2 separate regions of the Mus musculus genome follow, and region 1 is linked to region 2. The links are chromatin loops, found by intact Hi-C in ENCODE. Cell type or tissue: gastrocnemius. All regions are shown on one strand.

Region 1 (2,500 bases), 74 kb before region 2:
AGAGACAAAAAGCAGAAAAGTGGCTGCCAGGGGATTCAAGGAAGAGGAGGGAAGGAGTTGTTTAACAATTACAGAATTTTAGTCTTGAAAGATGGAAGAATCCTGAAGATGGACGGAGGTGGTGATTGCACAACAGAGTCCATGTACACAATGACCCTGAACTTCACACTTAAAACATGGTTAGGATGATAAATCTTGTGATGCGTATCACACCACCATAAAAACACTGAAAAATAAAACTGAGAAATTGGTCTCTTCAAAGGTCAAGTGTTGGTTCCATTGGGACTGTGAGGCAAACACTCAACACTGTGGCCACCTCCATCTACCTCTCCGTACCGGAGACCTCCCTCTTCTTGCTCTCCTCAGAGTCTCCTTTCTTCCCAGAGCCAAACCAAACGCGTACTTCAGCTTCCAACCGAGCAACTAGCACTCCTGCTCCACCAGTTCAAAGCAGCATGGAACTTAATCCCTCTAAACGTTTATGCCTCCTCTTTGAAACAAGGGATAATTCCTACCTACCTGCCACACAAGGTTGTTATGAGGGCAAAAGTGAGATCACGTTCATAAAAGTAGCTTTCAAATGCCAAGCACCAAAGAAACATAAATTAAGTTTAACTACTTTCACATGGCGATTGAGACGCTTTAATAACATAAGCTTCACAAACATACGCTTACAACACCTCACCCATGCTGGCATTTAAAATACACATCATCCTCAAATAACACCTTTCTTTGTTAGTCTTTACTGAAGGGCAACATAGGGGAGTAGGTTTCTCGTAAATACCCTAAAGCATTTGAACCAACCACCCAAAACGCAATCGATTATCCTACATATCTCACGAAAACTGAATATTTATGACCCCAGAATAGGCTGACAACATCCTAGAACTACACTTCCCACAAAGCATAGAGTGGAACACGGGCAGCAGGCTGGGCGGCCTGGCATTAAGGGCGACCACTGCTCCCAGCGAGCTTGGATCGTCATCCCCTGGAAAATCGCAACGCTTGGCATGGAGTGGGACTCTCTCCTTTCTGACAGCTCCGTCACCCTCGTTTTGTTTTTTGTTTTGTTTTGTTTTTCTGCCATTAACAGCGGCCCTATTGGCCTTTACAGCTTCAACCTGAAAGTCATCTCCCATCTGTGACCTTTCTGCCGATTCCTTGGAGGTGCGGGAAAGGCAACCCTCTCCCCTTCCCCAAAGCTCCACGTCCAGAATTCGCCCGTCAGTCAGAATCAAGGGACATGCGGGGGGTCTGACGGAACGGACGGGTGGACACAGTCCGACCTGGGGGCGACAGGCCGCGCGCCAGCTCCGGTAGCAAGCCAGGGGCCCGGGATCCCCCCAAAGCCCGGGCCGAAGCAGATTTCGAGCAGGGGTAGCTAAGCCCGGGGCTCTGGTTTCAATTTCACGACGTGACATTGCAAACCTGCGGCCTACGAGCGCCCGCGGCGGCGGCCCGCGCCTGTTCGCCCGCCCTCCCGCCAGGCCTGAGCCCCGGAGCCCCGTGCCGAGACCACCGCACACCCACTTGCCCGGCCCCGCGCCCCCCCAGCCTCCCGTGTCTGGCCGGGCCCAGCCCCGGTCCTGCGTGGAGTTAAATCCCGCTCCCAGCTGCAGGCTCCGCGCCGCACTTACTCAGCTCGTCCTGGGAGGCGGAGGCGGCGGCCGCAGCCATGTTGCGCCCGGGAGCGAGCGAGGGAGGGGCGGGCGGGCGGCCGGCGAGGGGGGCTCGCGGCCGTCGCCGTGCCGTGCCGTGCGGTGCCGCGCCGCGCCGCGCCGTGCCGCAGGGGCCCGGAGCCGCCTCGGGTCTCTCACGCGGGCCGCGCTGCGCCCTCGAGGCCCGCCCGCTGCCTGCGTCCTCTGCGCTGCGAGCGTCGCTCTCGCCGCGCCTCGCGAGCTCGCGACTCGGGAGCTCCCTCTCAGCCTCGCGCCTCGGAGGAGCCGCTGCCGCCCGTGCGGCCGAGTGACCGCGCGGCGGCTCTTCGGCTCGGCGCCCGGCTTGCTAGCCTCACGCCGGCTCTTATATTTAGAAAGAGCTGAGCCATCCTCCCCCCTCCCCCTCCGCCTCCGCCGGCCCCTCGCGCGCCCGCTCGCCCGCCCTCGCTGCCTCGCTCGCGCCGCGTCCTGCCCACCTGCCGCCGCCAAGCTTCCCCGGCGCGGAGCGGGAGACGCAGACGCGGCGGGCCAACCCCTGGACCTGAGCCTCATTCCCTCAGCCGCACGCAAGCACGCGGCCTCTGACCTGAGTCGGAGCCGGTCTCCATAGCCCGGGATGCTGCGGCGACCCAGCGAGGTGGAGGACGGGCCGGGCCCGAGGAGACGCGCGGCCGCTCCGGAGGAGCCTGCGTGCGGCCGAGCGGAGCCGGGCTGTCCTGGCTGCCGCGGAGAGCTTCCCCGCCCCGGGCTGTGGCGTTAAAGGTCTGCGGCTGTCACGTCCGCCTGGTCGGAGCTGGAGGAACACGCGCCCGGACGGAGGAAGAGACGCGGACTCGGAAAAG
Region 2 (2,500 bases):
TGTGGCAGATTGCAAAATGGACACGGATACCTCCCACCACTGTGTCCTGGCCTTCCGGTCAAGAAATCTGTGGGCTGTGAATGTAGCCCAGTGGTTACCTCAGATCATGGCGAGGAAGAGGTAGCCAAAATAGATAGATAGATAGATAGATAGATAGATAGATAGATAGATAGATAGATAGAAACAAAAAAGAAAGAAAGAAAAAGAAAAAAAGGAATTTGCCAGCCTTTAAATCTGGACAACTTACTTAGATCTATGGGATTTTTAAGAAAAGTACTATAAGTAGAAGCTTGAAAAGTTCTCAAACTTTGGAGTTTGCCAACCCCAGGCTGTTCTAGATCCACCACAGAACCACACTGCAGGGAAGGAACCCAATCTGGCCTCCCGGAACGGCAGCCTGAGCCGCAGGAAGCCTGCTATCCTTAGAATGACAATGAGACTTTTATACTAGTCAAACTGCTAACACAGAGAACTGTAAACTAATTAAAAAAAAAAAAACTATTGTCTGAAGTCAAATGGCGGGACTCTCTTTTCTGCAGCAGATGCAAACTGTTGCAGCCCCCACTAAGATCTCCCTTACCTCCATTATTTAAGGGTGGGAGCTCAGTCGTCTTCAACTCGAAGTTACCGTCCGTAGGGAAGCCTTCGAAGTGCTTCTTCAGGGTCCAGCTCTTGGCCTGCACCATCCTGGTATACCTAGAACATGGTAAACGTGGACTCAATGACCATCTTAGAGCCCCTGGGCATAGCACTGAAGCTGGGAAACATAGCCCTATTATCATTTAGCATATTATCATTCTATTACATTCATTGAGAACTTTCTGGCATTATGCTAAGCACTTCACGTGTCTGATCTCATTTTATTCCCATGATTTTCCTGTCAAGACTCAGGTGTGTAGATGCGGAAACAGGCTAAAACAAACACTCAAAGCAAAGAAAAATGTAACCTGGAAAATTCTGTCCGGGCCATGCTGGAATTTCTCTAGAACATTAAACAACTAATGGACGTGCAAAGTCCTGCAGTTCCTCACCTCTCCTGCTGTGACTCCTCAGGAAAGCCTCAAATACAGAGAACCAAAGACCACAGGTTTGTTTTGTCTTTTTCCTACAGAAGCATGGACCTCATAGCCACTAGGGGGCGCAGCGGCTCCATCTAATTTTCTCTGGTTTTGGCTCCAAGGTGGAAATCAATTATTTGGTTTCATCTTGCCTCCAGGCAAAACCAACAGACAAAGGAGCTAGTGCTTTCAAGGGTTAGAAACCCAGACCAACCCATCATCACGTGGGACCCCAGTGAATTCTTCAGATAAGCAATCAAGGCTAACCAGTTAGTTCACCCTGGACATAGGGTGGAGAGCCAATCCAAAGCCCTACCCTTCCTTCCTATTGGCTTGTAGCTGTTTGCAACGTGGGTTCTCGAAACCCAGGCTGGCCTTAGTGATCTTACAATCCGAGCTTCATGAGAACCATTATGTGGCCTGGTAATCGGAACCGAACCCTATACAAGTGATCTTAACGTCTGAGTCATCTCTCCAGCCTCCATGTCACCTGCCCTGCAAAGTAAGATTTTTTTTTAATTGACAAATTTAAACTTACCTTGATAGGACACAGTGTCTGCAATGTAGAGTGCCTAACATACCCATCGCCTTCTTTAGCTTCTATTTTCATGAGAAATAATCTGCTTGGTTTGAACTATTATTATTATTATTATATATCATTATTGTTTAAAGAGCCACACTCATGTTTCTGTACCCTTTCACAAATACTTTTAGCCCTTTTCAGCCTCTAATAACTATCATTTCACCCCATATTCATGAGTTCAACTTGTTTTTCTTTTTCTTAGATTTTTGTTTTGGTTTGGTTTAGTTTTTCTGAGACAGAGTTTTTCTGTATAGCCTTGGCTGTCCTGGAATTCACTCTGTAGACCAAGCTGGCCTCGAACTCAGAAATCCGCCTGCCTCTGCCTCCCAAGTGCTGGGACTAAAGGATGTGCCACCACTGCCCAGCTCAACTTGTTTTTCTGATTACAGCGCCCGTCTGTGTAGCCAAGGCTGGCCTTGAACTCACTATAGCAGAAGCTATCTTGGAACCTTCCATCCTCTTGCTTCTACATGCCAAGATATAACAGGCATGCTCGCTCAGGTTTAATCTAGTTTACTGTTATTACTAGTTCGTGTGTACATGATGCAGGTGTGTGGGTGAGGGCGCTTGCGTGTCACCGAGAGCCTAAAGCGACTTCAGGAGTGGGTTCCCGCCTTCCACCCGTGGTTTCAGGGATCGAACTCAAGTCATGGGACTTGTGTGATAAGCACTTTCACACGCGGAGACATCTATTTCACAGGCGGGTTTCCCTTGTGTTTTAAGAATACATAATTCCGTCTCTTTTTCCAAAAAGGCAGCGCCTGGTCCTTCTGAAGTCGCCACAGGTCTAGTAGGTCCCCCTTGCAAAGGGTCCTCTCCGTACATGGCCTGACTTGCAAGTGTAGCTTTCACTGCGCAT

The links. Hi-C counts contacts between places; a loop is a spot of excess contacts. Peaks named below come from ENCODE experiments on the same cell type or tissue, not always from the same donor. Only the 100,000 strongest peaks of a DNase experiment are listed, where the experiment ranks them.
Region 1: it touches region 2 in a loop (2.7-fold over the local background); 4 of 42 quality-filtered maps call a loop at or near these places.

The regions. Positions count from the first base shown.
Region 1 is chr4:58,910,232-58,912,731 of GRCm38, forward strand. It overlaps Ecpas (Ecm29 proteasome adaptor and scaffold), which reads right to left. Exons shown (of 49, transcript NM_172381.3): 1 at 2,245-2,500. The coding sequence starts at 2,266. Among named protein-coding and RNA genes, the nearest start is that of Ecpas, 1.3 kb to the right of the region's middle. In gastrocnemius, no CTCF peak of the experiment used is centred here; DNase peaks (open chromatin) are centred at 997, 1,497, 2,066 and 2,491; H3K4me3 peaks cover 2,500 bases; H3K27ac peaks cover 2,500 bases.
Region 2 is chr4:58,984,164-58,986,663 of GRCm38, forward strand. Ptgr1 (prostaglandin reductase 1) reads right to left here. Exons shown (of 10, transcript NM_025968.3): 2 at 581-696. The coding sequence starts at 686. Among named protein-coding and RNA genes, the nearest start is that of Ptgr1, 1.7 kb to the right of the region's middle. In gastrocnemius, a CTCF peak has its summit at 1,138 (motif pointing right); DNase peaks (open chromatin) are centred at 1,147 and 2,263; H3K4me3 peaks cover 759 bases; H3K27ac peaks cover 391 bases.